Regions from separate parts of the Homo sapiens genome. Here regions 2, 3, 4 and 5 are each linked to region 1. A link is a loop called in an ENCODE intact Hi-C map of the cell type or tissue named here. Cell type or tissue: natural killer cell. All regions are shown on one strand. Each heading gives the region's core, and the rest is flanking DNA. Links, peaks and the distances in the headings are about the cores only. Region 1 has its middle 66 kb from the start of LINC00501. Region 2 overlaps LINC00578 (long intergenic non-protein coding RNA 578). Region 3 overlaps LINC00578 (long intergenic non-protein coding RNA 578). Region 4 overlaps LINC00578 (long intergenic non-protein coding RNA 578). Region 5 overlaps TBL1XR1 (TBL1X/Y related 1).

What was found. A loop is a pair of places that touch in the nucleus more often than their neighbours do. Peaks named below come from ENCODE experiments on the same cell type or tissue, not always from the same donor. Only the 100,000 strongest peaks of a DNase experiment are listed, where the experiment ranks them.
Region 2: it touches region 1 in a loop (4-fold over the local background); 6 of 110 quality-filtered maps call a loop at or near these places.
Region 3: it touches region 1 in a loop (12-fold over the local background); 23 of 110 quality-filtered maps call a loop at or near these places.
Region 4: it touches region 1 in a loop (11-fold over the local background); 8 of 110 quality-filtered maps call a loop at or near these places.
Region 5: a loop joins it to region 1, with 3 times the contacts of the local background. A loop is called at or near these places in 8 of 110 quality-filtered maps.

What each region holds. Positions count from the first base shown.
Region 1 is chr3:177,357,423-177,363,409 of GRCh38, forward strand. No RefSeq gene overlaps it. Among named protein-coding and RNA genes, the nearest start is that of LINC00501, 66 kb to the left of the region's middle. RefSeq lists enhancers at 693-892, 1,013-1,252, 1,139-1,433, 2,107-2,948, 2,459-2,753 and 1 more. In natural killer cell, for the core only: no CTCF peak of the experiment used is centred there; DNase peaks (open chromatin) are centred at 1,399, 2,119, 2,619, 3,169 and 2 weaker places; H3K4me3 peaks cover 1,849 bases; H3K27ac peaks cover 3,260 bases.
Region 2 is chr3:177,536,660-177,542,646 of GRCh38, forward strand. LINC00578 (long intergenic non-protein coding RNA 578) reads left to right here. Exons shown (of 4, transcript NR_047568.1): 2 at 2,736-2,834. Among named protein-coding and RNA genes, the nearest start is that of LINC00578, 98 kb to the left of the region's middle. In natural killer cell, for the core only: no CTCF peak of the experiment used is centred there; a DNase peak (open chromatin) is centred at 2,552; H3K27ac peaks cover 1,507 bases.
Region 3 is chr3:177,594,587-177,600,573 of GRCh38, forward strand. All of the region lies in intron 2 of LINC00578 (long intergenic non-protein coding RNA 578), which reads left to right. Among named protein-coding and RNA genes, the nearest start is that of LINC00578, 160 kb to the left of the region's middle. In natural killer cell, for the core only: no CTCF peak of the experiment used is centred there; DNase peaks (open chromatin) are centred at 3,105 and 3,435; H3K27ac peaks cover 1,631 bases.
Region 4 is chr3:177,676,906-177,682,892 of GRCh38, forward strand. All of the region lies in intron 3 of LINC00578 (long intergenic non-protein coding RNA 578), which reads left to right. Among named protein-coding and RNA genes, the nearest start is that of LINC02015, 140 kb to the right of the region's middle. In natural killer cell, for the core only: no CTCF peak of the experiment used is centred there; a DNase peak (open chromatin) is centred at 2,736; H3K27ac peaks cover 1,353 bases.
Region 5 is chr3:177,142,371-177,148,357 of GRCh38, forward strand. All of the region lies in intron 1 of TBL1XR1 (TBL1X/Y related 1), which reads right to left. Among named protein-coding and RNA genes, the nearest start is that of TBL1XR1, 52 kb to the right of the region's middle. RefSeq lists a silencer at 2,171-2,465. In natural killer cell, for the core only: no CTCF peak of the experiment used is centred there; DNase peaks (open chromatin) are centred at 2,751, 3,211, 3,821 and 4,432; H3K27ac peaks cover 1,883 bases.

The DNA.
Region 1 (5,987 bases), core at 295-5,294:
CAAGGAAACACCCCAAGGTGCTATCAGCTGCCAGATGCCAGAAGGAAATGGAAGGGCCTGGACTGCTCCCTAAAGAGCCTGACCCAGAAGCGGTGTGTAACAGGTTCCACTCAATGCCTTATAGGCTGAAAATTGCTCTGTCTTCTCAGAGCTAGAAAGGGTGTTCAGATAAGGCAGGGTGGGACCCTGACTCATGGACACACAATTAGCCGGCTTTTGTCTTTGAATCTGACTGGAAGTGACTCATGAGCTGGAAAAAAACCCTTTGGAAACAAATGAAGGGGGAAAAAAGGAGGGTAAGCCACGACTGCATTTTACTCTGTTAAAATGCAGATCTGCTGTCCTATAAATGTAGAATACTGTACATTTCCTCAGCCTCCCTCCAACAAAGACCCAGGGGAAATTATTAAGCCTGACAATTCACTCATTTTCTCCAAGATTTTTATTAAATGCAATTTAGAGGGGATAAAGTTTCTTCTCTTTTCTCTTTCTATTCACTTGAATAAGCCCTAATTACCACTAGGGTACAATAAATGGGCTTCTAGAAGTCTGTGGCAATTGGCGATGCTTCCCCTTTAAATTAACCAGTTGAAGCCTCCAGTTTCAACAGCCACCAGGGCACTTCCCGTCCACTCACAACTTGCTCAGTGCAATCTGAAGAGCATTTATTGAGCACCTTGTTATGGGGCACTGACATATGCTGCGGAGGATAGAAGACTTCTCGGGGGGTTATAATGGGGCTGGGGAGCTCTTGAACTCAACTGACATACTGTGTAAGTTAAACTAGTAAATGCCATGGGATTTTTGGATTAGAAGCAACAAAAACACAAACTAGGTTAAACAATAAGAATTTGTGGCAAAAAATAATGGGCTGTCGCAAGGAATCGGGGGCAGGCAGGGCTGTACCAGGGACACAGGAACCGATGCTGCCAATAACATTAGACTCCTGTTGGCCTCAGCGCTCTCTCCCAGCCTGTCTGGCTGTGGCTGAGGCTCTATCTTTGTTTTCTGCTCGATCTTTATCTCTGTTTCTGCCTTCAGATTGGCCTTGCCTCTCCTCTCCTGACCATGGGAAACATGGTCATGTATGTTATAATATCTTGCAGTTTTAGCCCTGGGGAGAAACTGACTTTTTCACTTCCAGTTTCAAAATTTCCCAAGAAGGCTTTTGATTGGATTCAAATATGTCAGCTCTTCCCGCTGGGACCAATCCCCTGTGGCAAGGTGGGGGAGGGAAATTTGAGAAGGGCCGTGAATGGTCCAGCTTAGGTCAGAGGTACAGTTTCCACGTCCCCACCCCCACCCCCGCCCCGTCAACAAAACAGCTCTGCCCTGTAAGCCTGTGGGTGTGGGTGAAGGTGGAAGTGGGTCGGAAGAGGCTGCGGGCTCCACTTTGCCAGGAGTGTAGGGGGAAGGGCTGAGTTGAGGAAACAATGGGTCTAGCACTTCTGCTGACCTTGTTTTCAGAAACAACCACAGGGCCTCTGGCCCCAGTGGAACTTGACTCATAAAGGCGAGAGACTTGACTATTGAAAAAGGTCTCCTATGAAATCTGAATTTCACTTAATCCTCAGAACAACTGTTGAGGGGGTTGTTACTACTCCCATTTTAAGACGCGGGCTGTAGAGAGGGTAACCACCCTGTCCACATTCACACAGCGAACACGTGGTGGGGCAGGGCTCAAGTCCAGGCGATTCCAAAGTCCCCCCGTGCTGTTTGCGCCACGCGGTGCTCCCACCAAGCCCACTCCGCGGGGAGAAAAACCATAGGCCTCGGAGGAGGAGCGGCTCCTCGCAGTGGGGTGGGGCAGAGGCCAGCATGAGGCCTTGTTCACTGGAGGATTCCACAGGCCTGGAACGGAAAGAATGAGAGCTCTGCAGGCAGGCAGAGCCCAGGGCGCCCAGTGCCCCCAGGCTGCGACAGCCAAGTCGGTGGGCGCGCATGGCGGGGCTTGAAGGAAAGGTCCAGAGCCGGTGGGAAAGGCCACGCCCCGGGGTAGAGCGCTTCCTTCCAGATCCCGGCCTTTAACTGCAATTCCGTTTTAAGGGCAACCCTGCCCGGTTCACACCTAGCCTTGAAGATGACAGATTGCACTGTGAGCAATTTGCAGGGTGAGAACGGGAGCCTACGACTCCGCACCTGCACTGCCAGAGCCATAAATGCAGCAAATCATGGCCTATAAAATGTCACCACTGCTGAAGTGCAATTTTCCAGGGGTCTTCTGCAGAGGGAACTCCACCACGGAGAGCGACCCTCGGCTCTGCAGCCTAAGAGGAAGGCCCCTGCAGGGTGGGGGAGGGAACAGGGAGGTCTTCCTCCCCATCCCCTTCGTGCCACTGCTCCCCCCTTTGTGACCCCACTCTGCCACGTGGTAAAAGCTTCCGGGGGGAGGCATTAGTTATTTCTGTCTGAGGAGTTTTTGACCAAACGTAAACATCAGAGGAGCGGGAACCCGAGCCCCGCCTGGGCTGGGCGGCAGCGACCCCGACGCCGCGGCGGCAGAGCCGGAGCTCGAAGCAGCCGCCGCTGTTGCGAGCCGCCCCTCCCCCGCCAGGCTGGCGAGCCCATTTTCGCTTGGCCGGTCTCCGCGCTGCCGGATGGATTGCGCCCCACCCCCGCTCCTCTGCTCAGTCATTCAGACTTGGAAAGTCAATAACACGCTGACATCATCAGGGGTTTGTGTATTATTACACGGCTACTTTCCAGAGTACCTGGCATTATCTAAGAGAGGAGCACTCCGGCTGCCCAAGAAAGGGCCTGAACTGGGAGCTTGGCGGCCTCGGGGAGGGGCGGCTGCTCAGAGCCAGGCCTTTCCCTAGTGGGGAGGGCATCTGCAAGGCACAAATTAGAAACAGACTATGAGCTTTTGCTTCACTAAATGCAGATGCACTTTAGATATCGATACATGCTTCATTTTGCCTTCGGGTGCACTTATAAATCATCCTTAAGTGACCTCTATTTCTACCAAAGACATCCACTTGGTCTTTAAGAAGCATTCTTAGTGATCCTCACAAAGGAAAAAAAAAAAAAGGAGATATCTTCTGTGACAGGAAGCCAAAGGCTGATTTTCTTTTTTTTTTTTTTGAGACTCTTGGAGTGTGTGTGTGTGTGTGTGTGTGTGTGTGTGTGTGTGCGCGCGCGCGCGCGCGATTCTCTGTTATGTAATCGCCATCACGGGTGATTAGGTCTTCTAGGTCTTTCCCTCCAGGGCTGAACTGGATGGTTTGGTTGCTGTGTTTTTCTTAAGCCTCACACAGGGCAAACACACATGAAAAACATGTCCCAGATTTATGGCGCAAAACTGCTCTCCAAGCAAATTGCCTTAGAAGACTGTCTCGGTTTTGGAGGAAGGAAATAGATGAATTTGTTGCTAATTAAGACTCCTTATCTTACTACTCTGGCATTTCCTTTTTTCTAGAACGAATTTTTAAAAATAATTTTATGTAGTTTAGATGTTCCCTCCCTTCCCCCTTGCTGTAATGGTACTTGAAATAGCTTAAATAACTAATTGTATAGACAACTGTACTTTTGTTCTACACACACACACACACACACACACACACACCAGTTAACGTGAAAGGCAGTAACTCATACAACATGGTACCTTTTCTGTTTGGCCATACAGACTGTTTCCTTCTTTACACACACAGGGCTGATCTCATTTAAATTCTCTTAGCATCTTAAATTGCAAAAAATGGCAGCCAGCTGAAAACTGGCTACCTGGAGAATTACAAGGGGAGAGAGCTGTTCTTTGGCCTCATCTTAATCTCTCTGTACCTCAAGCAGGGAGTCCATCTCTGATAAAAGTCTTTAGAGCTCCCCAGGAGGAAGCGAAGCAGACATGTTTTTCAACAATGTAACAATTTCCCTATGTGTACTTGATCATTTCGGGAGAACTTGTAGTAGATTATGACTACTTCCCTCCAGATGGTCTGACGGAAAAACTCTCCCACCAGACTTGCACTTCTAAAATCACTTCCCCAGGCCTGGCCCTCCCACCCCACCCCCATTTCCCCTTTCGGAGGTGCAGGCAGCTGGGGAGGCCTGGAACACCAGACCTCCAAGATGGCCCAGCATGTGTTGAGTCTGGAGGCTGAAGCTGCTGAAGTGGGGAAGGGTCGGGGCACTCGCCTCCAACTGGGAGCTATTTACCTAGGGGGTTTCCCTCAGCTCAGAGAGGAGCATGCAGACCTGACAGTCTGTCTTTTTGGTTCTCAAGATGAAGAAACTCTTCAGTCTCTAAGCACTTCCGGTTTTTAGCCCAGCTGACCCTCTCGTCTTTGCCTTAGCCTCTCCCAGACACAACTGCCTACTATAGGGATCCGTGCTAGGGAAGGACGTGGGCCACCTTGCTTTGGGTGCTGAGCTTCGGCAGCGGGCAACGGACTTCCTACCCTAGAGTTTCTGCCTAAGCAGGGGAGGACAAAGTCTGGAGGATCAGCTTGGATAGAACCTGATAAGTAGGAGGCAGGCTACCAGTTGCCAAAGTTCAGCACCCCTAACTAGAGGCTGACAAGGTTCTTTGCCTAGCAAGGAACCTTATATTTGGCAGAGGAGGAGAGAATTCAGTGAAGAAGAGCCATGTTGGGGGGATGGAGGAGCAGGAGTCTCTGCCCTGGACAAGCTCAGTGTGTTGGAACAGGTAGACACAGAAATGACCGCCTGAGAGCATGCCCTCTGCCCTTCAGTGAGGGCCTCTAAGGGGCTGGTCCTCCTGTGCTGTGGGAGGGAGAAGGAACTCCAGGTGACCGTGGCATCAGGCTATTCCTCCCACAGCTGGCCCTGGAGGAACCCTGGTAATCTGATGGGCTAGGAGCGGTCCTCCGGGAGTGACATTATTTCCCCCGTTCCTCTGGTTCTTTACTGCCAAATATTTGTCAGCTGGAAAGAACTGGTTGCATTTTGATTCATAGGCTTGTCTCTTTCAGGCGGTCCATGTGACGATTCTAGACACGGAGATTCAGTTATCAAATACAGCATCCTCCAGTGGTCCGCTTGCTTTGATGAAGACCACAGCAATGCTTCTTAAACTGTCATGGGCAAGATTTTTAATCTACTGCCCACTGATATTTTTGTTTCTAAAAAATTAGGGAAATAAAACAGATGTATAAGATACAAGCCAATTTTTTATTATTAGATTCAGAAAATTACATGACAAAATTACCCTGTCAAACTGTTATGGCTATTTCTAAGTGTTATTCTCAGTTGCTATGCACATCTCATTGTGGAATGCAAGAAACAGTTGTTGAACCTGGGACCACACTTCCAGTTGCACTGGTGCAGACATTGAACGTGGATTTAGCTCCCATTTGTATTTAGGTTAGCCTGAACAGTTGTTTTTAGAAAAGTTGGATTAAAAATCCAGAGGATTCACAGGAAAATCCAGCTTTTCCTGAAAAGTAAAAAGCTGCAGGCAACAGAAGCCTTGTCAACAATTGGGTGGGGCTGGATAGCAGCTGCCCCTTTGAAACCCGGCACACAGCCTTCTGTTGCCTACAATTCCAGCCTCTCCCTCTTTTCTCACCCATAGGCAGGTTCCCTCATTTAAGCTACTTGCTTGACTGCAGAAAGCATTTGAATCTGTGTATACCTTAGCAGGATATCCACTTGAAATGAGCTGCTTCAGTATTTTTCTAGCCTCCCCACAGGGAAAGACCACTCTGCAAAGGTCAACGGAACCCATCCAGTGTGGTTCCGAGACTGGAGGCTGTAGTGTAGTACAGAGTTGCTGTGAATCACTGGGTGTCCTAGATATTCTCTAGATAAGTGGATCATATACTTCACATCTATATGGGTTAAAATCTTTAGATGCTATTTTGATGAATATAACAATTCATTTAATAATTTTAAGTGTTACTGAATACCTACTAGTTTGTTTTTTTGTTACTTGATTTTTCTTGGTTAATAGGTATAGAAAGTAAAACTATGACTGCTTTTATTTTTAAAATGTTCAAGAAGGGATACTTCCTTATGAAAAGGTTAGGGGA
Region 2 (5,987 bases), core at 264-5,263, 180 kb after region 1:
GGCAGAGAACTCAGAAAGTCATGAAAGAACAGCTATTCAACATATATTTTTCCACATGTGTTATTACCATTCAGTATGGTGGTTTTCTTTTACTCTGCACAATTGCATTTGTGAAACTAATTTGGGAGTAGTCAGAGGCCAGGAGATGAAACAGAGTTGAAGTAAAATCTCATTAGTTACCATGTAAGGGGCTGGCAAAATTTGACTTGAATTAGCCAGGTTAAAATGAGCTCGTATTTTAATAAACTAACAATAAGACTGTCTAGGCAGTTGAGGAGTGGGAATTGTTTTGAATTACATACTACTCGGGGAAAAAGATCTGTGATCAGAATAACAAGGTTTTACTGTACACTGCATATTGTATGAATTCTGCTGTCTCTTTGTGTCTTGAGTCTTTTATGATTGTCATGCCATTCTGGGAGCCACTCACTCAGTCTTTTGTGTCATTCTATTGTCAGCCATAATGAAATAATTGGGATGACAATTATTTGCTTGTTTAGTTTCAAAAGTTTTCTGTGTTCAATATCTTCTATTGTTTGCCTCATGGTACCATGATGTGATATATCATTCCTGCCCAGATTCCAAGAATAAAAAACATGCATTTTTTTTTTCCGGGAGAAGTGTCCCCTTAAGCACAATATTTAATGGCCATATATTAAAAGTGCTATAGTGAGCATATATTTAATAAAATAATTGCAGCCATCCATAACTCAAATAACTGTAACATACCAAGATGGTAGATGAGGTCACAGTCTACCATGGGAGTTCAGCAGTCTAATTTTATAAACCCCAAATCAAAATAGATAGATTGACAATGAGAGAGAGAATGTTTGAGACTGGACTTGTTAGAAAATACAGGAACTAGTCAGCTTGAAATATAACAGTATAAATTATACCTTGCCCACTTTAGTGATTCAAATGGCATGTATTTTTATTGTGAAGACTGCGTAACTTTGGTTCCCTCTTCCTCCCGAACCCTGCTCAAAGATTTTAGGGAATTAACTAAGGTTTCAGTAGTGAAGCTTTGGATCAGCACAGGGGCAGTTGTCACCATTACTCTACTTTATAATCTTGTGGGGAGGGAGCTTAACCAGGACTATCATCTCAGCCTGGGATGACATGCTTTGAAAGTGCTCCAGTGTCACTTTGAGGAGGGTGGCCACCTGCAACCCAGACTAAGCAGTGTAGTTGCATTACTAAGAGGTGTGTTTGGAAGTCAGACAAACTTGCCTTCAAATACAGACACTTGCTTGTTACTTAACTTTTCTGAGTCTCCTCATTTGTAAAAAAAAAAAAAAAAAAAAACAAAAAAACACAAACAAACACCACCAAAAAACCAAAGAAAAAAAAGTAGGAGAGTGAGAATAATAGTTCTTGCCTTAAAGAGTTATTGTGAGAATCAAATGGGACAATGCAGGTAAAGACATTTAGCCTAGAGCCTTGTACCGAATATGCACATTTTAAATAGTAGCTTTCTATTATTTTGTGATTCTTCCCGCCCCTGCTGCATTCCCCAATGCCTCATCTACCAGCAATTTGTGTGCACACTCAGGGTCAGCAATTCTTGGCTTGGGATTGCAAAGAAGGGAAGTACAGCCCTTTTCTGCTGGCTTTGCCTGGGTTGACCTCCCAGCTTTGCTCCTTGGCCTGATTCAGGGTTGGCAGGCATAGATGGAAAAGAGCCATTGGTTGTTAGAATCGTCCAGCAGGAGATGAAGGGAGATCTCACCCTGCATTTTGTGTCTAAAACAATTGCTTAAATTTGTCATCTTAGGGACACATGTACATAGGTAAACACACGCATATACTGTACACATCCATGTGTACAGCTCAGATATTGTCTATAGGAGAACAAAATGTCTTGATGAAAATGAGTAATTCAGCTAATCACCCAGATGTTTTAGCTATATGTTGCCACACAGCTGGGTGATCTGAAACAGCTATCTGTTTGGTGACTTGCAGATAAAACATAGATAATAGAATCTCCCTCTTTTCCTCCAGTTTTTTGGCATCACTTAGATATAATCTAAATGATATGGCAACATATGGGAAAATCTCTCACATTCAAAAGCATGCAAGCAGCTAGCTAACGCTTTCTACTAAAAACTTTGCTTATAGGTATTTTGATGAATCTAGAATTCTCACAAAGCACATCATTTGAAAGAAATACGGCAGCAAAACAAACTGCTGCATTCAAAGCAGGGGTATTGAAAAGTGTCAGGCAAACATTTTTAACCTTGTGTTTGTGCTCGGTCTGGTCAAAATAGAATATATTTCCTTTTATGGAAGTGGTTTAAAAAGGGGTAAGAGACAAGATTTAGTGTTTGCAGGAAATCCTTTAGTTGTTTAAAAAGCTTCAAGGGTTCCATCTTTGGCATCCAGGTATTATTCTCATTAAGTTAGCATTTTAGGTTTCTGAAGTGTTTGGTTCAAGTGAAAAAGATTAATGTTATGCTTTGAAATTGATTACTATGGAAAGTCTTTGTACATTTGACTGTAAAGCAGAAATCAACTTGGACAGGAAGCAAAGCGGATGAACAGGAAGCTAAAGTAAATACCACAGTGACACGTGAGGGGTGGAAGGTGGTTAGTTTATTTTTTAAAGAGTTTTCAGACCATCAGTACATACGTTTCAGTTTCTAGATCCAAATCTCTAAGTGCTTTTCTCCAACTGGTGGGATGATTGAAATTAGAGAGTAAGACGAGAATTCACTGTGCTGGATTTTTCATTCCAGGTGCAGAGCTTTAAAGGATTATGGAGTCTGAAGACCAAATGGGATGATGGAGAACAGCTATTCAGTGGTACAAATGTAAATGCTCCCAGGCCCGGGCAGGTAATTTAAGTGAGTGAAGCAGGGCAAAGTGTAATTGTGTAAGCAGACATTTGCTGACTCCACATACCACTAGGGAACTATACTTTCCCCTGGCAGAAAGACAATCAGCTCCAGCCTATTATTGCGTACAGTAAGGCTAACCAAAGTGAGGGGCTACTCTAACTTTTCAGGAAAATCCAGCAGTCTTGATTTTTATGTAGTTTCCAAAATGTTTTTGTTATGGTTCATTTGGAGAGCAGCCTTTTGATCTCCAGTTTGCTACTTTTAATCTAGTCTAATCACACATCTTGCAGTTGTAGAAACCAGACCCAGAGAAGCTGAGCACCTTGCTTAAAGTCCTGCAGCAAAGGATAACACTGGGGCTCAAACCCAGTTCTCCTCCATCTTCTTCTCTGGCATTACCCTTCCACTGAGAGCACAGCATCCCGCCCACAGTGGGCTTCAGCAGGCTTTGTTAGAGGAAACCCATGGATTTTTGAAGGTTTTAATAAGTTAATGAAACTCTTTAATTAAATTAAGTAATTTAATTAAGGTGCTCTCCTGACTTTTTCCCTAAGATAATTATTTACTCAACCAATGTTTGTCATTGGTGCCTCTTTTAAAATGTTGTGTAACATTTTCATTGTTCTTTCATTCAGTTCAAGTTACTTTTCTTCATCTCTATATTTAATATATCCTCTTTGTTGATCAATGCTTCCAAATTCTCTTTACTTCACATATATCATTTGTCTAATTTCTGTGTTTGACTTTTTAAACTCAGTCACTCAGGGTCTGAAAGTGTCTTTAACTGGATCTATCTGTATTATATATTGCTATGCATTCATTGGAGGGAATAAAATACAAATTTGTAAATCTGAACATTATACTACATGGGGCCAATGGAGAGAGTCCATTTTACATGAAGAATGCCACTACTTTATCCCTAGAGAGTATGAGGAAGAGTTTCACCCATCTTTAGCCTCAGATCTTAGATTCAGTGCTTGTAAGAGAAGAAGCACTTATTCAAAGAAGCAGGTATATATACTCTGGTTGTGAATTCTTTCTGTGATTTCAAACAATATTTGGAAAAACTCATTTCTGAAGGCCTAAGGTGCAGGGAGACGAAAACTACTCTTGCGAGGATACAGTTGGTAACACCCATGAGGGTTCCATTTGCATCGACTCTTAGCCATAGCTGCACCATAGCACCAAATTAGGTAGGGACTGTGCTGCTCGTACCTTTGGGCTCAATGGAAAACTGTCCTATGATTCTGTTACTAATCATCTCCTACATTTGAGTGGCACTTTAATTCCCAAGACATTTCACATATTACTTTTGCCATTTTACAATGAGGAAACTGAGGCTCAGAAAGGGCAAATGACTTGCTCCTTGCCTCACAGCTGTGTTGAGGAAGAGGTGGACTAGAACTTCATGAATCCTTCTCTTCTCTTCTCTTCTTTCTCTTCTCTCTCTTCTTTCTTTCTTTCTTTCTTTCTTTCTTTCTTTCTTTCTTTCCTTCTCTTTCTTTCTTTCATTTTTTTGGAGACAGAGTTTCGCTCTTCTCACCCAGTTTGGAGTGCAATGGTGCAATCTCGGCTCACTGCAACCTCCACCTTCTGGGTTCAAGCGATTCTCCTGCCTCAGCCTCCTGAGTAGCTGGGACCAGAGATGCACACCACCACACCCAGCTAATTTAGGTATTTTTAGTAGAGACGGGGTTTCACTATGTTGGCCAGGCTGGTGGTCTCAAACCCCCGAACTCAGGTGATCCACCTGCCTTGGGCTCCCAATGTGCTGGGATTACAGGCATGAGCCACCATGCCTGGCCGATCCCCCTGCTCTTTCTACTGAGTACTATCTTAGCTTTATGGCTGTTCCAGCTAGCCCCCATATCATAGTCATGTTCACTATTAGATGACCTGCTGGGATAATTTTGCACATTCTCCTGCCCAGCAACACCCTGGTTGGTTGCTGCAATGAAGACAATGGCTATGCATAGAAGAATTTTAAAATACCAATAGAGGATCTCTAACTCTCTGGCACTCTACTATTTGTACATGAGGGGGCTGTTATTGTAGAAAAGGAAGAAACATTTTCCTGGTTGGGATTTTCATACTGGCAAATTGGCTATTCTGATTTAAATTCATATTGTTACTAATTGGTGTTAGAACTTTTGTTCTGGACTGTGCTTATGCTAAGTAGAGATTTTCCCTCCTTGTTTGATTATGGATTAGTCCACACATTTTTACCTTATGAAAGGAAGAAACAGCTTGTGCCGCCTCGGGAGGAAATATGTCATCTAATAATTAGGCTCTGAGGCACTGGCATCTTGAATACTGACCTGTGGGCAGGCCGTGGAGAGAATCATGGAAAAAGCTGCATTATCCAGGGCTTTTTCCTCAGATAGATTTAAAAAACAAATGTCTTTAGAGCAAAGCACTGAAGGGCGAGAAGCAGCAAACAGGCAGATTATTAAAGCATTTGTCATGAAGTTACAGGTGGGCTCAGGAAGGGTCCCAGTCCTGCAGGCCGGGCTGCCTTGCTGAAAATATCTTGTAAATTATGAGTTGTTCCCCCAAAGAAATCACTAGGCAGGAAAGGGCAAAGTTACTCCCTAGCAACTCTGGTTGCAATAGTTTCTGAACTATAGTTTCAGAAATCTGTCAAGGCAAGGGTCAGTTACACATGGGAGGCTGAATTTTTGTATTGGAAGACTAGGTGTTTAGGATTACAGCAGTGATCATTCCTGGAGCATGTGTATTTACACTTCTGTTTCAAAGAATGAGAAATACACACTTATAATGTCGGTGCTTTTTCTCATCTAAAAAAATGATGAAGTATGTCCTCTTGCATTTACAGATTCACTGTTTATCTTTAGTCTCATTAACTTATGCTGTAGTTCAATTCATTTTGTTTCTATTCATTTCATATAGAAATGCACTGAAATTTTGCTTCAATCTTTGTACAGTATTTGGCCAAACTCTCTATTTGGCTTTAGTTTTGGCCATAGCCTTTAAAGGCTGAGTAAACAAATGTCCCACTTCTGCGTTATTGATGGTATCTCTGAACCTGAGATGATCAATGACAGCCTGATCGTATTATTTATCATCATGCATAATTGGCATAAAAAATTAGTAAGAGGAACAAAGCATGCCCATCTGAATAATTACATT
Region 3 (5,987 bases), core at 467-5,466, 240 kb after region 1:
TATCAATAGATCAAAGGAGTATATTTTCTGACTATAGAAGATACAATATGATGTGAGTTCCTTAGGCTTGCTTTTTGATATTCTGCAAAATTATAGAATATGCTCTCTCTAGTTCTTGACATAGCCTGCTTTCGCGCCTATTTGCTGAAAAATGTTATTTGAATATCAGAAGCTGAATATTATTTTGTTTTTTCTCTTTGCTTTCCCTTTGTAACACTCTCCCCACCACTGGTGCAGGAGAAAGTCTCACTAAGCCTGGAGAGAAGGCACTTTAATATTTTTCACACTGTTATCCCTGTTAACACATCTTGCCTCAGTTGACAAATTTCTGCTTCTTTCACAGGGGTCAAACATCAGACTAAACGTGGAACAGTGTGCCTCAGACTAAGACTGCAATCATACAACGGAAATAAAATTGTTTTATTTAACCAATTAGTGACAAGGGAGCAATCAAGTTGTTTTCTTGGCACTGTGTATCCAATTCTATGACTATGATTTTCACCTTTGAAGAAGTTGCATTCTGTTTTCAGGAAGACAATCTTTGGTTGCCTTCCTCACATCATTTTCTGCCTTTTCAAAGTCATGACTAGCGAATATATTAGAAATTTTCTATATAAATCATAAATTTGCCTCTGAATATTATAACAATATTTTATTCATTTTCATACATCATTTGACTCTTCTGCCCTCATTATTTTGTTCTACTTTGATTGTATGTTTGGCCCAGAACACTGAGTGAAGGAGGCATGCAATTGCTGTTTTGAGGGTAACCAGCAGGCCAAAGTTAATTTACACTTGGTGGATTTCCAACTGCAGAGGAGTTGGTGAAATTGTCATTGGAGCTTTTATTTTGAAATATTATGCAGTTTTGTGCTACCACATGTTTAATAAGATTGAACTAACTGAGCACTTGCTACGTGCACAATAGAGAACTAAAAAAAAAAAAAAAAAGACCTGTCACATCACTATTTATTTCCTTCACGGCACTTATTGCATTATCTGATTCTCTTGTTTATTTACTTGTTTACTTACACATTGTCTGTCTTGCCCACTGGAAATGCAGACATTCTGCCCCTCTGTTTTTGTGGTTATAAATCCAGCACCTGGCACAGTGCCTACAACATAGAAAGGTTCAAAATATAGTTTGTTATCTGACAGAAAAAAAAGATGTTTATCTTCTCTGGTAAGAATGTTTTTCCTCTTTCAAATCTCCCATCTCATAAACTTTCCATTCCCAATCATCCTTTGGTTGGTTGAAGCAGCCATTTTCTCCTCTGATATCCCAGTGATGACTCTTAGTACTAGTCATTTGATGTATTATTATACACCAGTTTATAATGACTCTTTTATTCTCATTTAGTTTATGTTTCTCTTACATATCTCTGCACTGATACATGCAACAAGCATTTTGTGAAATGTCAAACACCTCTACAAGTATTGCTTATGATGACTGTTGTAAGCTCCTTGAGGTCAGTGGCGCTAGAATACAATTTCTCTTATTAAACCGTAGTGACTGATCCCTGTGTTATGTCGATGAATAATTAAAGTAGCAATGATTTTGTCTATATCTCTAGAGATGAGGACCAATCATAACCCCACCTCCAATTTGGAGATTATTCTCAACTGTATTTGCATCTTTATGTAAACCCCTCCTATTAGCTTCATCAAGAGGTTTTATCCCCTCCTCTTGGCTTTCAAACCAACATGAATTTTCAGCTGAATATAGGGCAGATTTGCTGTTCAGTGTCAACTTGCTTGAGGTGGGACTGGGAGCAATTCACTTGCTGAAGGAGACTACAGTGAAGTCTTCCAGAAACTCTGGGGAACTGGTCACATTCACAGGTCACAGGCTCTGACTCAGACGTGGCTTTGTCTAGGTTGTGGACTGCTGGAGTCTTTCCAGGAAGAGAACACCTTCCTTTTATCTTAAAACCATGCTGTGATTGCCCCAACATATTCCTGACTGCCCAAACCTTGTTAACTAGGCGAGCCAGATAGAATTTGAGTGCATGCTCATTAAGCATAGATGCTTGGATATACACATATACGTACAGCAAGGAGTCATGCCAGGAAAAGGTGCCAGACCCCAGTGCTGTGGAATTATACTGGATTTCTGTGGCAAAAGCATCATGGAAGACCCTTTTGCAAGGGAGTGGGCTTTGCCAGAGTTTTCATGCAGAGTCATAAGGATATTCCCTTTTAGCATTTGGCACCAGTTATTTTACACCAACTTGTGAAGCACAGTGCCAAGTTCTATTGCCTGGAATCTCCTTAAAGGTTTACTCAGATGTTGAAAGAAGCATCCAAAGTCATATTTTCTGTTGTTTATTCTTTTGCTTTTTTTTTCTCTTTGCAAATGAAAACCAGAGGTGTAAGTGTTCCATCCCAAAGGAGGAAGATTGTATCAAAAGCTATACCTCCTTCTGCTCACTCATACAACTCCCATGCACATCCCTTGGCTTTAATCACACAGCTTTCCACGCTGCTGACTATGCCAGGGCAACTCTGTTCTGCATGTCTGTATTGCTTCAGGGCACATTTCAGACCAGAACTGGATGGACTCACCTGGCTGGGTAATTTAGACATTTGTGGTTTGCAATGTTCCAGTGTGCTCCAAGCTATCCCAGCTTACTGGTTTCTTCCCAGGAAGTGGGAGAAGACTTTATCCATTTGTTTTCTGACAAGAGACATTATGGCCATAATTTAAGCAGTTTTCCAGAAGTTTGGCAGCAGAGGGTTACAATCTAGCAGGATTCGGTATTGCCTAAGCAAATTTGAATTTGTACTCTGGCTCACTCAGCCCATTTTAAACCCAGCAGCCTGGGGAGAATGAATCCTTATGAAATCAATGCGGTGGCTTCAGTTTCCTGTGGATGGCTTCCAGAAATGCTCCAGACATTGCTGAATGCTCTAGGTAGACTCTCAGTGCTTCGACCAAGGCACATTCAGACAAGCCTTTTTTGATTCACTACATATATTTCTGTTTAGAAGCGGCAAGGCTGAACTGATGACCCTGCAACGCGGTTTTGTTTCCCTCTCATTATCTATCTGGCTTCACAGGAAGTGAATGCTTGGCTGGTGAAGACAAAAAAGCTGTTCTCCAGCCTCATGCTTCATGGCTGGAACATAGCCAGTTTAGGCTTGTGAAGAGTCCATTAAAAACACACGGAGGCAGTTGAGGGATGGGATCTGTGTATGTACAGGTCTTTCAAACGTAGGCAGCCTATGTTTGGCTTATGGGGCTTGGAGGAGAGGCCTTCTTTGATGTGATTCTTGGATCACATATTGATTAAAAAAAAAACAACCAGAAGTCTAATACCCACTGTAATGCATCCAGCAGACAACCTCTTAGCATCTCTATAGAGACCTTTCCTCCTTTACTGGGTCACACTTAGGGCACATTTAGCTCTCAGATAACCTTAAATAACCCACAGTTCATTTCCTGTTGACTTCGTGTATCCTCTACTTCCTGAAAGGTTTTCTTCTTTTTTTTCAGTTGCCACTCATCGTTAATATGACATTCTCCAGGTCTTCTCCGCACTTCAGAATTCTCTTCTGGGCTTTTGAATGTTCTTGTTTTTTTGCTGAATTGTTTTTCCTGGGTTTTCATCTTCTCTTACCCTGTTCACAGTGGAGAGGGGACTACATTTCACCCCTGCTGTCTCAGAATGTTTCTCATGCTTAACATTCTATTTTCCTACTGACTTGGACAAATTGCATTATAACCTTTGATCTGGCACAGTTCAATCACATTTTGGCTGGAAATGTTTTACACATTAAAATGATGAAGGATGACTTTATTTGCCAGACAAAAGATGTTTAAAATGGAAAAAAAGAAAAAAAAAACTCAAAAAGGTCTTTCTGGAGCTACTGTATGAAAAAGACTCTTGAATATGTAAAAGCTTTTGGAACACAGAAGGGAGTCAGTTGCTTCACTTTAGAGTCAGTTTAGCAAAGGACGGATTTGTGGTGACTTGTCACGGCCTTGAGATTTTTGAAAGCAGGTCTCTCCAGAAAGCCTGTCCTTAAAGACAGAGTGGCTTCTTTCCCCTTTGGCTAAGACTGACTGCCAAATTTCACCAGGTTGCATACCCAATGGTGGAAAGTGCCAGCTTCTTGGCTTTGCATAGGCAAATTCCTACCTCCCTATTTTCTCTCCAGTCAATGCAGCAGTCTGTTTATGCTGTGCAGACGGATACCCACCAGACAGGGTTTTCTGAACCTACTAGTCTATTTAGGATCCAGTTTTTTTTTTTTTTTACAGTGCTGCAGCCTAATTAAGCTTGGCGATATCATTAAACTTCTATTCAATTCGATTACATTTTAGTTCAAATGTTATTGATGCCATCCACATGCCAGGACTGTGTTAGGCATTGGGGTGGGTGGCGAGAAATGGTCCATACCCTCACGAAACTTAGCGCCTAGCTTAATTTTCTCATATTTATCAATTTGATCCTGACGAACTAGGACACCAATATATAATGCTAAAGACTAGATTTCTTCCATCCATACTAGTTGAGTTGTATAACATGAGTGTCTTAAAAACAAATTCAGGGCCATCTATTTTGCAATTGGATATGTAAAATAATTTGTACTATGGCTATTGTGGGAAATAGGATTCAATTAATGACTTGTGGGAACACTTTGCCAATAATCATGTATGAGAGACTTTTCCCCAACTGGTGGAAGCAGAGGGGAGGGAGGAAGTGAGCTGATGACAGAATGTAAAAGCAGAGAGTACATTGAAAAACCCACTTCATATAATTAGTATAAAGTAAGGTAGAAGCAAAATAAAACAAAAAGTGCTATTCATTTTGGTCCCAGAAACCATTGTTGGTGAGGGCTATTAAGTAAGCATCCAACTTACTTCCTCTAGCTCGACTTCCAGAATGTAGTGATATTGGAAACTACCCTGTGGATTTTTTTTTCCCAAGCCACTTCCTTTTCTGAGGAAAGAGACCTATTCTATGCACACAAGTCAGTTCTTGTTCGTTTTATGTTTTAGCAATGTGGGCCCTTACAAATCTTTAAAATGACACAATAGATCTTCATATAAGAACCTTGACAAGTGAAGCTGTGATACAAGCAAAGGGCAGAAGTGGAAAGGGTGTGGGAAAGAATGGAGCAAGAGGAAGGAAGGGTGGGGTTGGGGGTCCAGGGATGCTCCACGTGCGTGTGCCCTCATAGGTTAGACATTAGGAAGGCTTCAGAAACACCATACATTTGGGCAAAGCCTATACTCTTCTTTATTTCCTTCCTGCACAAACTTACATACCACCCCGTGCCTACTCTACCTACCACCCTTCACGATTCCACACCTCCTGGCAGGCAGTGCTCCTGTAACAAACCCCCCGACATCCAGGCTGCTTATATTTCTGTCTCAAGTGAATACGTTTCTAAAATACTGAGTTTGAATAAACAACACAATAAAGCAAGATTTAAAAATATGTTTACATTTGGCTGTTTGCCCTGGTTTGGGGAAGGGAGTAAGTATAGACTTTGTTATTCCCTCAGAATCCTCTAGAACAATTACCTTTAATGATGACCTGGAGGGTGGGGTCCCTTAATGATTTGCAAGAGATTCAGGGAGAGGTGTCTCAGGATGGTTTCTTCTGTTACTAATGTATTTTGTTGTGATTTCTTGGTCTTAATTGCAATTTTGTAGTTCATTCATCTAACATGGCATTCTTATAATAAATAAAAATGTGTAACTTCCTTCCTAATTATAGAAGTCATGCATAGTTATTGTAGGTCATTTGAAAAATTCAGAAAAGTCCAACTAAGAAGCAAAATCAACCATCATCCCACCTCCCAGTGTTATGTATTGTAAAGATTTGGTGTTTGTCTTGTCAATCTATGGTTGTGTTTTCCTCTCCCCATCCAATTCATTTTCATAATATTTTTATATATTGGCTAGTGTGACCAGAGTTTGGTTCAATCAATGATCGTCAAGTGACTAAAAATGTTCATGAAACACTTGCTTAGGA
Region 4 (5,987 bases), core at 614-5,613, 320 kb after region 1:
TCTCTGTATGTCAGGTTTCAACAAGGGGAAAAACAAAAACTTTGCAAGGATATTTCGAGGGTGAGAAAATGTTACGATGGACCTGCATTTCTTTATTAATGGTGAGTTGCATAACAAATGCCATGGGGTTGGGGTTGGTAGGTTTTACTGTGTCTGTTAAATATTAACAGTACTTGTACTTTCTGAGGTATTGTTGAATTGCCTGGATACCGCTCAGCCAATCACAAAGAAACAGGTTTCCATGGAAGCATGCTCACGGATTCATTTCATTCACAATGAAATTCACACAGCAAGACAGATCTGTAAAAATAACCCATGAAAAATCGAAGCAAAATATTTCTGGGTGTTTGTTCTATGCCATTTAGTGTGTATGTCTGTTTTCCATTTAAAAAATAATCTAAAAATATCTGGGCCTTCAGGAGAGCTTCCAAAAAAGCTGGAGCTCTTACCTCTGCCTTGCTGTTGGTTGCTATTCTTTTGGGTGTGTATACCTGTGTGCTTGACGTGCCCAACCCCCTTCCTTGTTTGCACTCTTGAACACAACATTTTATACCTAATTTTAAAATGAAAACCAGAATCCTCTGAATGTGTGGAGAGCATAGACTACTTTAAAATGCATTTATATACTACTAATCAATCAGAAGGAAAATAATCAATGATTTTTGATTTTCCTCTATGAAAGGATTTAATAACTCTCTAAATTAGATACTATTATTACCTGTACTTAATAGTTGAAAACAGAAGCTGAGAGAGGTCAAGTAACTTCTTCAAGATTGCACAGCTAATAGGTGGCAGAACTATGTTTCCAGGTTAGATTTGTCTAATGGTGGATGCTGTAATCCCAAATTACTATGCTATGTTTTTATTTTCATGAAGTAGAGCATCAGTATTATCTGTTACTGGAGTCAAAACATATCTATCTCTGGACCTAACTATCTATCTCTCCATGTATTTAATTTCCAGCCAGAAATACATATATGCACACACAAATATACACTACATATATATATGCACACACAATACATATATATACATATATACACATATATTGTTAATGGATCTATATGTATATATGTGTGAGCATACATACATACACACACACACACACACACACACACACACTAAACGATGCTTACTCCTTTTGTCATTGCTCTCATAATAAGTCTTGTGTTTACAGCTCTAACATGGCATTTATTTTATTTCAGTGACTGTCTACTTGGTTCTTCATGGCTAGATTCTGAGTCCAGGTGATCATGGATGGGTTTGTATTGATCTGAATATTTCTTGAGGCTAGAACTGCTTAGCACAATTGCCACTTCATATAAACTTAGTTGATTTAGAATTTACAATAATTTGAGTGACAAACAAAGAATTTTTAGACTCTAAGCAAAAGTAAAAGCAAAATCATATTGAGGCTGGGATGCCATTTGGATAGACAAAAAACCTTTTCACCACTGTATCTCCTGACCAAGAAGTGAAGAAGTGTCCCTGGCATACTTGGATAAATGACTGAAATAGATATATAGAAGCTTTTCAGAAGGATTATTCTTCAACTCTCAATATGTTAATTTGAGAACATGCATATCTAATTATTAGTTATTAAAACAGGTCCTTTAAAATTAAAAATACTCCAAGTACTTGAAAGTAACAAAACTGGAGTAAAAAATAATAGAGTAGACATTTGACAGTTTCTCCCTCTATTGTTCTCAGTTCTTGAACATGGTTAACTAACATACTCACACTTCATCTATTGGTTGACATTCAGGAATAAAGTACTTGCAATGTTTAGATTCTTAAAAATACATTTTATGTATCAAACCTTTCTGAAAACCATTGTTAATGGATAATTATCTAGGATGCATTGCTCATCTTCCTGTCTTATTAAACAGTCTATCAGATATGACCTAACCTTTTCATTAAGACTCAGCACCATCACTTTATTATTTGTAAACTGTTGGGTCACAGAATGGTATCCTCAGGTGTCTGAGCTTATAAAAGGCTGTGGCTGTTTGCCTGATTTCTCTTTTGACTTTTCCTCTGCCATTTCCTATCATTTGACTGGCTTCCCTGGGTCTGCTTCCTACATACAGTCCATTGTATGTTTAATTTCATGTCCTCCGTTGGCTAAAGACATTCTGTTGGTTTCATGAATCCTTGAATATGTCAATTAGTTCTGGCCTTTATGGCTCCAGGGTGACCTTATTTATCGTCTGCTATAAAGTCTATAAACCTGATCTAAGTACATTCCTCTTCAGTGCTAGAGTCTTTTCTTTTTTGTTATTGTTTCTGTTCAGTTCAAGAGGGAAAATGTATTTGGTTGAGTTTCTAGAGAGCTGTCTGCTGAATATGTGAGACGATTATAATTCACAACAAAGACTATAACCTACTCTGTTATTTTGAAGGAAAAACATTTTAAAAGGCAGCTTCCTTTGGGAATATTTCTAGGAATAGTGACTTTACATATGTATGAATGTGTGTATATATGTATATGTATATATATGCATATATATTTATATGAATTCACTTATATTCTATTATTTCTGAAAAAAATATAAGGCAGCAGTAGTGACACTAGGAAAAGAAAAATGGGTAAAATTCATAAGCCTACACAATGGTTGCCAACACTTCCCTTTTATTAACTTGGCAGCCTGGTATTTTGCAGGGTTTTTTGAACACAAACACCCTGAAACTCATCATCGGGTTGTAGCAGGATGTCCCTCCTTAGGCCGTGAGTAACTGCTGGGGCAGGTGTGGTTTGGGTACAGTTACAGTCTTGGAGGAAAAGTTTAATTTTGTTCTTTAGCTATCTGGTGATGTTTTTTCAAAGGCATATATAAGGGACACCACAGACCACTGATGTGTGCTTTCAACTATTAATTTATAAGAAGTGTTTTGAGATAACCAGAAATAGAGGAGTCAGAGTGGTCTAAAGGGAAATGACTCAGGCATCCTTTTGAAAAGATACCAGCTAATGAAACCGTTATCTTTCTGACTGGCCCCAGGCTGAGGTTTTGCCATGAGAGGTCTTTCAGCGTTAATTTAACCAGGACAGTTGCTGTTTTAAAAGGGTTTGCTAGCCAGCCTGCCGGATCTGACAGAAAGAGTAGCTGCCTCCCCTGGTGTGATTTAAAGGGCAGTAAAAGTTCAGCCAGCCCCTGATCTCCTCCCCAGTGGCCTTACTTCACTTAGAAATGTTCATGATTAGAGATACTCCATTGGGCAAAGACCTTGTCTCCAGAAGGCACTAATAAACAAGACTATATTTTACCTGAATTTATCACTAATGCCCTTTCTGAATTCATGAGCAGATGAGTGAGTTAGGCAACCAGCTGGAGCAAAGCCTGATGATTGAGACATGAGATGGGTACACTTATGATGAGAACATCTGAAGCAAGAGCAAGTGGTATTGTCCCTGGATGATGTGGGTAGTAAGGGGTGATTAAAATTTAAAGCCATTGGACCTGAGGAGGGGCATTTGCTGACTATAAGATAATGACAAAAGGGGAGATAAGAAGGTGAGGTTTATTTTACAGTATTGCTCAAGGCTGGTTTTGCTTCTTGGAGTAACAGATAAGCTTATGAAGAACAAACCCAGATCTTTTACTATTATTGACCTTTTCCAATCAGATTATATAATAATTTATAAATAATAACTTTCTTGGCTTCCTGACTCAACATGCCACCTAAATAGCTAAATTCTTTTGAGTTCTTGGTGACTCATCTTTGCTCTTGACTCTGTGACTAGACTGGTTTCCAACTTAAAGTATTTAAAGAAATTCAGCATCTAGTATGTCTTCTTTGTCTTGCTCCAATCTTGTGCCCCAGTTCTAGATTATTTTGTGCTCTTTGTTGCTGAGGCCAAATACTCACTTCGCATCCAAGACATAATCACTAAATTCCAGCTCCATTCATTTATTTATTCATCAAATATTTATCGAATGCTTGCTTGGTGTCAGATACTGTGCTAGGCACTAGAAATACAAGGGTGAATGAAATATGGTCTTTGTGTTTTAGAAGTTCCCTTTAGTGCCCGAGAACTTGCTATGACACTCTGCAGTTCTTGGGGCCCTCCATAATTGGGGTCTAGACTTGTTGAAAACCCCTATCTCCCTGATTCTCTTCCTTTTCCTGAAGAACTGGGATCTGCCCCAGAACAACACTTCATGACCAGAATCCAACTGTCATGTATGACCAAGAGAATATAATTGAAGGTATATGGGGGTTTGGGCTTTGAATGTTTTCAGGAGAAAAATTAATTTAAAAACACTTGGAAGGTCTCCAGAGAGGCTTTGAAATGTTTCTGTTTGTTCCAAGGGTTGTACATTGTCCTCACAGAAGGGACTTGGGATTCAATTGACTAGAAGAAACAACCATTTTAAGACTTCTGCATCCTTGGAATTTCAACCATTAAGGAAAGTCCTTTGGCAGATTGCTTTGTGCTTTTACATGATTGACTGCTTCCTGTGAAGATAATTTTGACAAGGAAAGCTGTTGGAGCTATGACCTTTGACTTATGCTGCTTAGATTCTAAGGGCAATAATTTAGAGGAATTTAAAAAAAAAATGTATGTTAGAAGTGTTGCCATTTCACTAAGATAGTCAGCAGAGTTCCTCTACTTGTTTTTTCATAATCTATGATGTTTTTAGTGGGCTTTATATAATTAAGAAAATGCAAACAAAAGGCTCGATTCCTGCTCCTTGAAGCAATCTTTCCCCATCTCTAGCCCCCATAATGTATTTTCTCTTTGCCTTGCTCTAAAGTTTCTTTTTTCTTTCTTCCGTTCTTCGTTTCTGTTCTTTTTCCTCCTTCCCCCATCCCATGCATCTTTCTTTCTCTTTCTCTCTTATAGCTAATTTTCCACCAAAGATTACTACCTCCTTTCCATAGAGTAGAGCTGTTGCTAGGAACTGTTGCTCAGCTAGGATGGTATTTCTCAGCCCTTGTATCTGTGTGGCTGCTTCTTACCAACACAATGAGAGCAGAAGAGGTGCAGGTCACTTCTGGGCCCAGGTAGCTAAGAAGTAGCAGGCCTCTTCATGCTATCTGCTCCTGCCTGTGCAGGATCCAGCACAGGAGCCATGGCCATGAGAGGTGGCGCCACAAAATGAAAGTTGCCTGGGTCCCTGAAACACCACCTAGATGACAGCCACTTCCCCTTTAAGAACACCCATCAAGGTGGGTGAGAAATAAACTTGTAAGGTGTCAAGAAACTAAGAGCTGGGCATTTATTTTTACTGTAACTAGTATTACTCGCTTGATACTACCTGCTTAGTACAAATTAATAGAACTAGCCACTTACTGTGACACAAAGATGAATGAGACAGTGTTTGCTCTACAACCTAGAAGTTTGGAGGAAAGAATGCAAACAATTATAATGCAAGTCAGAATTTAATCACTTAGAAGTTTAATAAGACTCTTTGAGTTGCAAGTAACGGTCATCCGATTTGAATTGGCTTCATCAAAGGGGAAATTCACTAGCTGGGTACTCATATTATTGATAAAAAAGATTGAAAAATCAAACAAAGAGTCAAGCAAGGATGTAGTTGGTTACAGGAAGAAACTGGCACCGGAGGACTTACATGCTGCTAGGACTCATTCCTTACCAATCAATTATGGTCAGGGGAGTGGGACCATGAAAGAAAGTGCAGTTCCCGTGGGTATTACAGGATTCGAGGTCGGGGGCTGGAAGGAACAACACCCAGAAGTAGAGGAAACCTCTTTTATTCTTAGAAGAAGGGAAGCGTATTTAGCAGACAAAATAATTGGTTTCCTCTACAGATGGATTAATTATTTGCCAACTCACCCCCCTCCCTGTACTTTTTTTTGGGTTTTTGTTTTGTTTGGTATCTTTTGCATTGTTAACACTTCCTGCTTTTATGTCTGGCTCCTGAGCTCAAATTAGATCTTTTCTTTTTGTCCTTCTGCCTTCCCCACCCCCAACAGTGCGTTGCTTATAACAGGGGCTTAACAAAAAAAAAAAATTTTTT
Region 5 (5,987 bases), core at 468-5,467, 210 kb before region 1:
TAAGGAACAGGTTCTGCAGAAATTTCTAGAAGTGGGGTAACGTCTAGGTTGTTGTCACGGAAAGGGACAGAAACTTTCAGGTGTTGCCATGGCAATGATAAACTAACATGACACTGGTGGGCATGTCTTTATGGAGAAGTGTTTTCATCTCTTCCCTGCTTCAGCTAGTCTTCACCTGGTGCAAAGTCCAAGCCCCAACTCTGGAGTCAAGTCCCGTCTCCTACCTCAGTAGGAATTTACTTAACACTATTGAACTATACATTTTTTAACAGTTAATATAGTAAATTTTTATGTCTATTTACGATTAAAATAAGTAAATTTAAGAAGCAAGTGAAATAAAAATTTAAAATAATAAATTTACAATAATAAATTAGTGGCATCAAGGGAAATACAGTCAATCCTCACCAATTCATGGATTTCACATTTATGAATTTGCCTGCTTGCACCAAAATTAATACTTGCAGCACTTTTGCAATCATATGTGGACATGCACAAAATGATGAAAAATTTGAGGTGCCCATTGTACACTTACCCACCTGAAGACAAAAAAAAGACAGCATTCTGCCTTGTTTCAGCCATCATATGGCAAACAAATGTCCTTTGGGTGGTCTATTTAGTGCCACGTTTTTGCATGTTTGTGCTTTCTGTTGGTCATTTCACTATTTAAAATAGCACTTGATCACTATGCTTAGGGCTATCTAGTATTGCTAAGTACAAAAAGGCTGCAGAGAAAATATGTGTGGGAAATAAGCTTTGTTCATATGAGTTTTAGTGCTGTTGACTCTAAATGCAATATTAATCAATCAACAATATATATTAGGAAGTTATCTTTAAACAGAAACACACAGTTACTATTGATCAGCTGACAAAAATGTTATGACCGAGGCCTACAGGAACCTAACCCTGCATATTCCCGTAGGAGCGATGCTCAGTATTTGCTAAGTCAGTGTTCAAGGCAACTATAAAGAACATAACTACAGTGAATGACAAAAATCAACTGTATCTACAAGTCAAAAAAAAAAGGGAAGGAATATTATAGGCAAAGATATTAATTTATGTCAACCACTTTAATGTGATTTTAAAACTTGTAAATGCTGTAAGTTTTTTACAGTACGTGAAGTGATGATGGGGCAGGGGGATATTTATTCCTAAATTTAAAATATTTATCAGCTAACCTTTGAAATTAAACTTTTTGTTATGTGTGAAAAGCACCTGGCTCAGTGCCTGTGCAAGTGAAAATTCAGTAAAATACTAGATTATATTTATCTCATTAAATTATTGTAACTACCATGTGAAGTAGGTAAATGAGCAAACTTTCAAGGTGATGGGAATCTGAGAATATTATCCAATTGTTTAGGTTTCAATTCAGTGAGGGTACAGCTAATTATATAAGATGGGTCTCTGATAGTTCATTCAGGCTCTAACAGAATTAAATTATCAACTGTGGTCATCTGCAATGAAGTGACTAAAGAAAACAACGCTTTGGGGAACAAGTGAGACTGGTAGAAATCTATGAAGGTCATGCCACAGATATACGAGGACAGTGGAGTGGGGATGACTGCTTCTAACAGTGTTGGAGTTAAGAAAGTGACATATTCAGGCCGGGCATGGTGGCTCATGCCTGTAATCCCAGCACTTTGGGAGGCAGGCGGATCACCTGAGGTAGGGAGTTTAAGACCAGCCTGACCAACATGGAGAAACCCCGTCTCTACTAAAAATACAAAATTAGCTGGGCATGGTGCTATATGCCTGTAATCCCAGCTACTCAGGAGGCTGGGGCACGAAAATCGCTTGAACCCCGGGAGGCGGAGGTTGGAGTGAGCTGAGATCACACCACTGCACTCCAGCCTGGGAAACAAGAGCAAAACTCCGTCTCAAAAAAAAACACAAAGTGACATATTCACAGCATAAATTTTTGACTCATGGCACTGACAAAGAAAGAGGCAGTTACTAAGTACAACATTAAAGAATCGTTCTCCATCTTAAGCCAAGGTTAGAAAACGTTTTTCTGTAAAGGGCCAGATAGTAATTCTTCCAAGGCCAAAGGTCTCTGTTGCAACTACTCAACTGTGTAGTTGTGAAGTGAAAGCAGCCATAACCTGGCCGGGCGCGGTGGCTCACGCCTGTAATCCCAGCACTTTGGGAGGCCAAGGCGGGTGGATCATGAGGTCAGGAGATCGAGACCATCCTGGCTAGCACAGTGAAACCCCATCTCTACTTTAGAAAAAAAAAAATTGGCTGGGTGTGGTAGCGGGTGCCTGTAGTTCCAGCTACTCAGAGGCTGAGGCAGGAGAATGGCGTGAACCCAGGAGGCGGAGCTTGCAGTGCGCCGAGATTGCACCACTGCACTCCAGCCTGGGCGACAGAGGGAGACTCCGTCCCAAAAAAAAAGAAAAAAAGAAAAAGAAAGCAGCCATAACCTACACATAAATTAATCAATGTGGCTGTATTTCAATAAAACTTTACACATGAAAATTTGAATTTCATGTAATTTTTAACTTGTCACAAAATAATATCATTCTTTTTTGATCTTCTTTATTCAATTATTTTAAATTATGGAAAACATTTTTAACTTGTGGATCACAAAAAAACAGGCTGGCCACATTTGGCCTGCAGACTGCAGTTTGCCAACCCCTGCTCTAAAGCTTTAAAACCAAAACTCAAATGCACAGGCTGATTTTGTTGACTGTTTAATTATAACTTCAAGTGGTACCAGGCAAGCTTAACGAACAGGAACCTAGTGGTTATCAAACTGGTTTGTCTGCAGGAACCTTGGAAAGTCCCTAAAACCGTAACATAAAGACATTCCACTATAATCCTATGTGATCTACACCAGAGGTATGAAAACTACAACCGGAGGCAAATCTGACCCACTGTGTTTTAGTAAATAAAGTTTTAATTGAACAGAAAAGCTCATTTATGTACTATTTATGGCTGCTTTAGCACTACAATGGCAGCACTGCATTGTTTTTTTCAGTGACTGTATATCTGGCTCCCTATAGAAAAAGTCTGCTAACTCCTAACCTGGGTAAACAAATATGTATGGAATACAGAGACCTGACAAGGGGGACATAAGCCACCAAGATAGAAAAATAACAGCCTCTCAAAGTTCGCAGACCCTCTAGAATAAAGGCAGTAAGGCAAGGTATCCTTTAGACAAAGCTCTATAATTACATCACAAGTACTGTGATTTCCCTCTTGGCTTTCCACAAAGATCAACAGCCCCTTACTAAGGTAACCATGTACTTGAAAAGTGAAACACCCAGACCTTTCTGGGACTATAAAAGCTAACTCTTAAATCTCTAAAAGACCCAGATAGCACCAATGTGGCACATTTGTCAGAAAGAGGAATGACAGTGGTCAAATAATAAAGTTTTGGTCAAAAGTCCATTTATCAGAGTAGATTAACCCTCCCAATTTATTGGTTATCTTCTCCAGGTGTTGAACATATAGTTGCAAAGGGCAGTCTTAGTTTTCCAACAGACAAAATTCCCATACTGATGCCATGACAGGTGGAGTTGCAGGGTAGTTTTTATCAGGAAGTCTGATGGAGATCCCAGGAGCTCTCCCTCCAAACAAAAGTAATTTGCATTCCTGAAAGAATTGTCAAAGAACTGAAAGATGCAAGGATTGCAATTCCTAGCAGGTACCTACTTAATACAACTGTCTGGCTAATACAGAAAACAAATATTTTTAGAGGATGACTGTGTTTTAATCTTAATGACTACAAGGAAGAGCTGGTATTCATATGTGATCTGCTTAGTTCAGTACCTGATATGCAGCTATCATTCTGGCAAAGGTTTCTCTATCTCTACAAACAGAATTTCAGAAGCAATTTGCTTTCATTTGGCTTGTACAGCAGTACATCTTCACTATACTGCCTCAGGTTAAGTCAGTTTTCTGGCTTTCATATGATATGCTTTGTTTGTTTTGAGATGGGAGTTTTGCTCTTGTTGCCCACGCTGGAGTGCAATGGCGTGATCTCGGCTCACTGCAACCTTTGCCTCCCGGGTTCAAGTGATTCTCCTGCCTCAGGCTCCCGAGTAGCTGGGACTACAGGCATCCGTCACCATGCCCAGGTAATTTTTTGTATTTTTAGTAGAGATGGGGGTTTCACCATGTTGGCCAGGCTGGTCTCGAACCCAGGAGGCGGAGGTTGTGGTAAGCCAAGATCACGCCACTGCACTCCAGCCTGGGCAGCTGAGCGAGACTCCATCTCAAAAAAAAAAAAAAAAAAGTTGTATTCACTACTACTTTTACCAAGATCATCAGAAAAATTCTAAATAACAGGAAGCTATCAAGCTCACAGTATCTAATAATTTTCCAAAACCCAAACTATCACGTGAAATCTCAGATTTTATCACTGGCAACAAATACCGTCCGTTGTTTTCCTTAAAGTAAAAGCTCACTTTGTTTGAGAAAATATCTCTAAAATGCTCATGTCAGAATCACCATAGTGAGTCACTGTTTCAAGCGAAAATTAAAGAAGGCTGGTTCTGCTCATAACTCAAATAATGCCCAAGAGTTTTCCCTCTGAAACCATCATACTTTTGCATTCACAAGTATTTTATGAACATTTCCCATTTCATCACAAAGACCATTAAAATGATTCAGATTCAGATCATGATTTTTTTAGATTAATACTTTTTACTGCTTCATCAAGGAGATTCCTAAGACTTTTTTTTTTTTTTTAAGAGATGTAGTCTTACTCTATCACCCAGCCTGGAGTGCAATGGCGTGATTTTGGCTCACTGCAGCCTCAACCTCCTGGACTCAAGGGATCACCACAGCTCAGCCTCCTAAGTAGCTGGGACTACAGGCACGCATCACCATGCCCAGCTAACATTTTTGGTTTTTTTATAGAGACGAGGTCTCCCTATGTTGCCCAGGCTGGTCTCAAACTCCTGTGCTCAAGCAATTCTCCTGCCTCAGCCTCTCAAAGTGCTGGGATTACAGGGATGAGCCACGATGCCCGACCAAGTAAAACTTCGTTTACTATAAATATGTGGTGATGGTGCTGCAGAACATAGTTTGAAGAAACTGCACTGATTTTTTCCTAACCAGCAAGTTTTCCAAAACATCACTTTTGAGCCAAAGTGCAAATGTCAACACAGTGAAAGAAAGTACTTATGATTATTAAATTAGTTTTACTCTGAAAGGGTCTTGGGTTCAACAGACAGCGCAAAATGTATTTCTCATTTTTGTTGTCAGCTACAGGTTGGCTACAGGCATCTTCTTCATTCTGGAATCTAGCAAAAGAAATAGTCTTTATCTGGCCCATTTTTCTTGGGGCTGAGGAAAATTAGCAAAAATCATTCATGCAATGGCTCCTAATAAGGCTTCAGCTTAGACATGACAAATAATCACTTCTACTCATCTTCCAGTGGCCAAATCAAGTTCCATGGCCATTCCTGATGTCCACAGGAACAAGGAAGTACTCCTCCCACAAATAGGAGGTCCTGTAGGGAGAAGCCAGTAAAGAAGGGAAGCAACTGTTTTTGAATAATGTGATCTACTATAAGCAACAATTAACTCTTGAGTTCCTCTCACCTCCACACCAAACAGTACCACATTTCACAGGGGACACAGAGCTACCTGGTAGCAATATGGTAACACCCAGAATCTTTCCACCATTAAGAAAGTTATCTCTGTGAAACAGACACTTAGCTTTTGTCAACAACCTTACTTATTCTGGCTACCATGGAAACAAGTCCGTTATTTTATAATTTTTTTGTTCTGAATGAAGAATCAATTTTAGGATCTAAATAACCAACTCACCAATTTAGAATATAACACAAACTTTTTATAAATTGTAGATTTTTTAGATGACAGCTAGTTAAGGATGTTGAAAGTTTAAGTACAAAAGGAGGTATACATGCTGATAGGGGACAGTTAAGTATTTACTGTTGTGGACATCTATCAAGTTTGAAAAGACTTTTTAATTTGTGGATATTTCCACGTTCTGAAATCTACTTACTATCTAAACT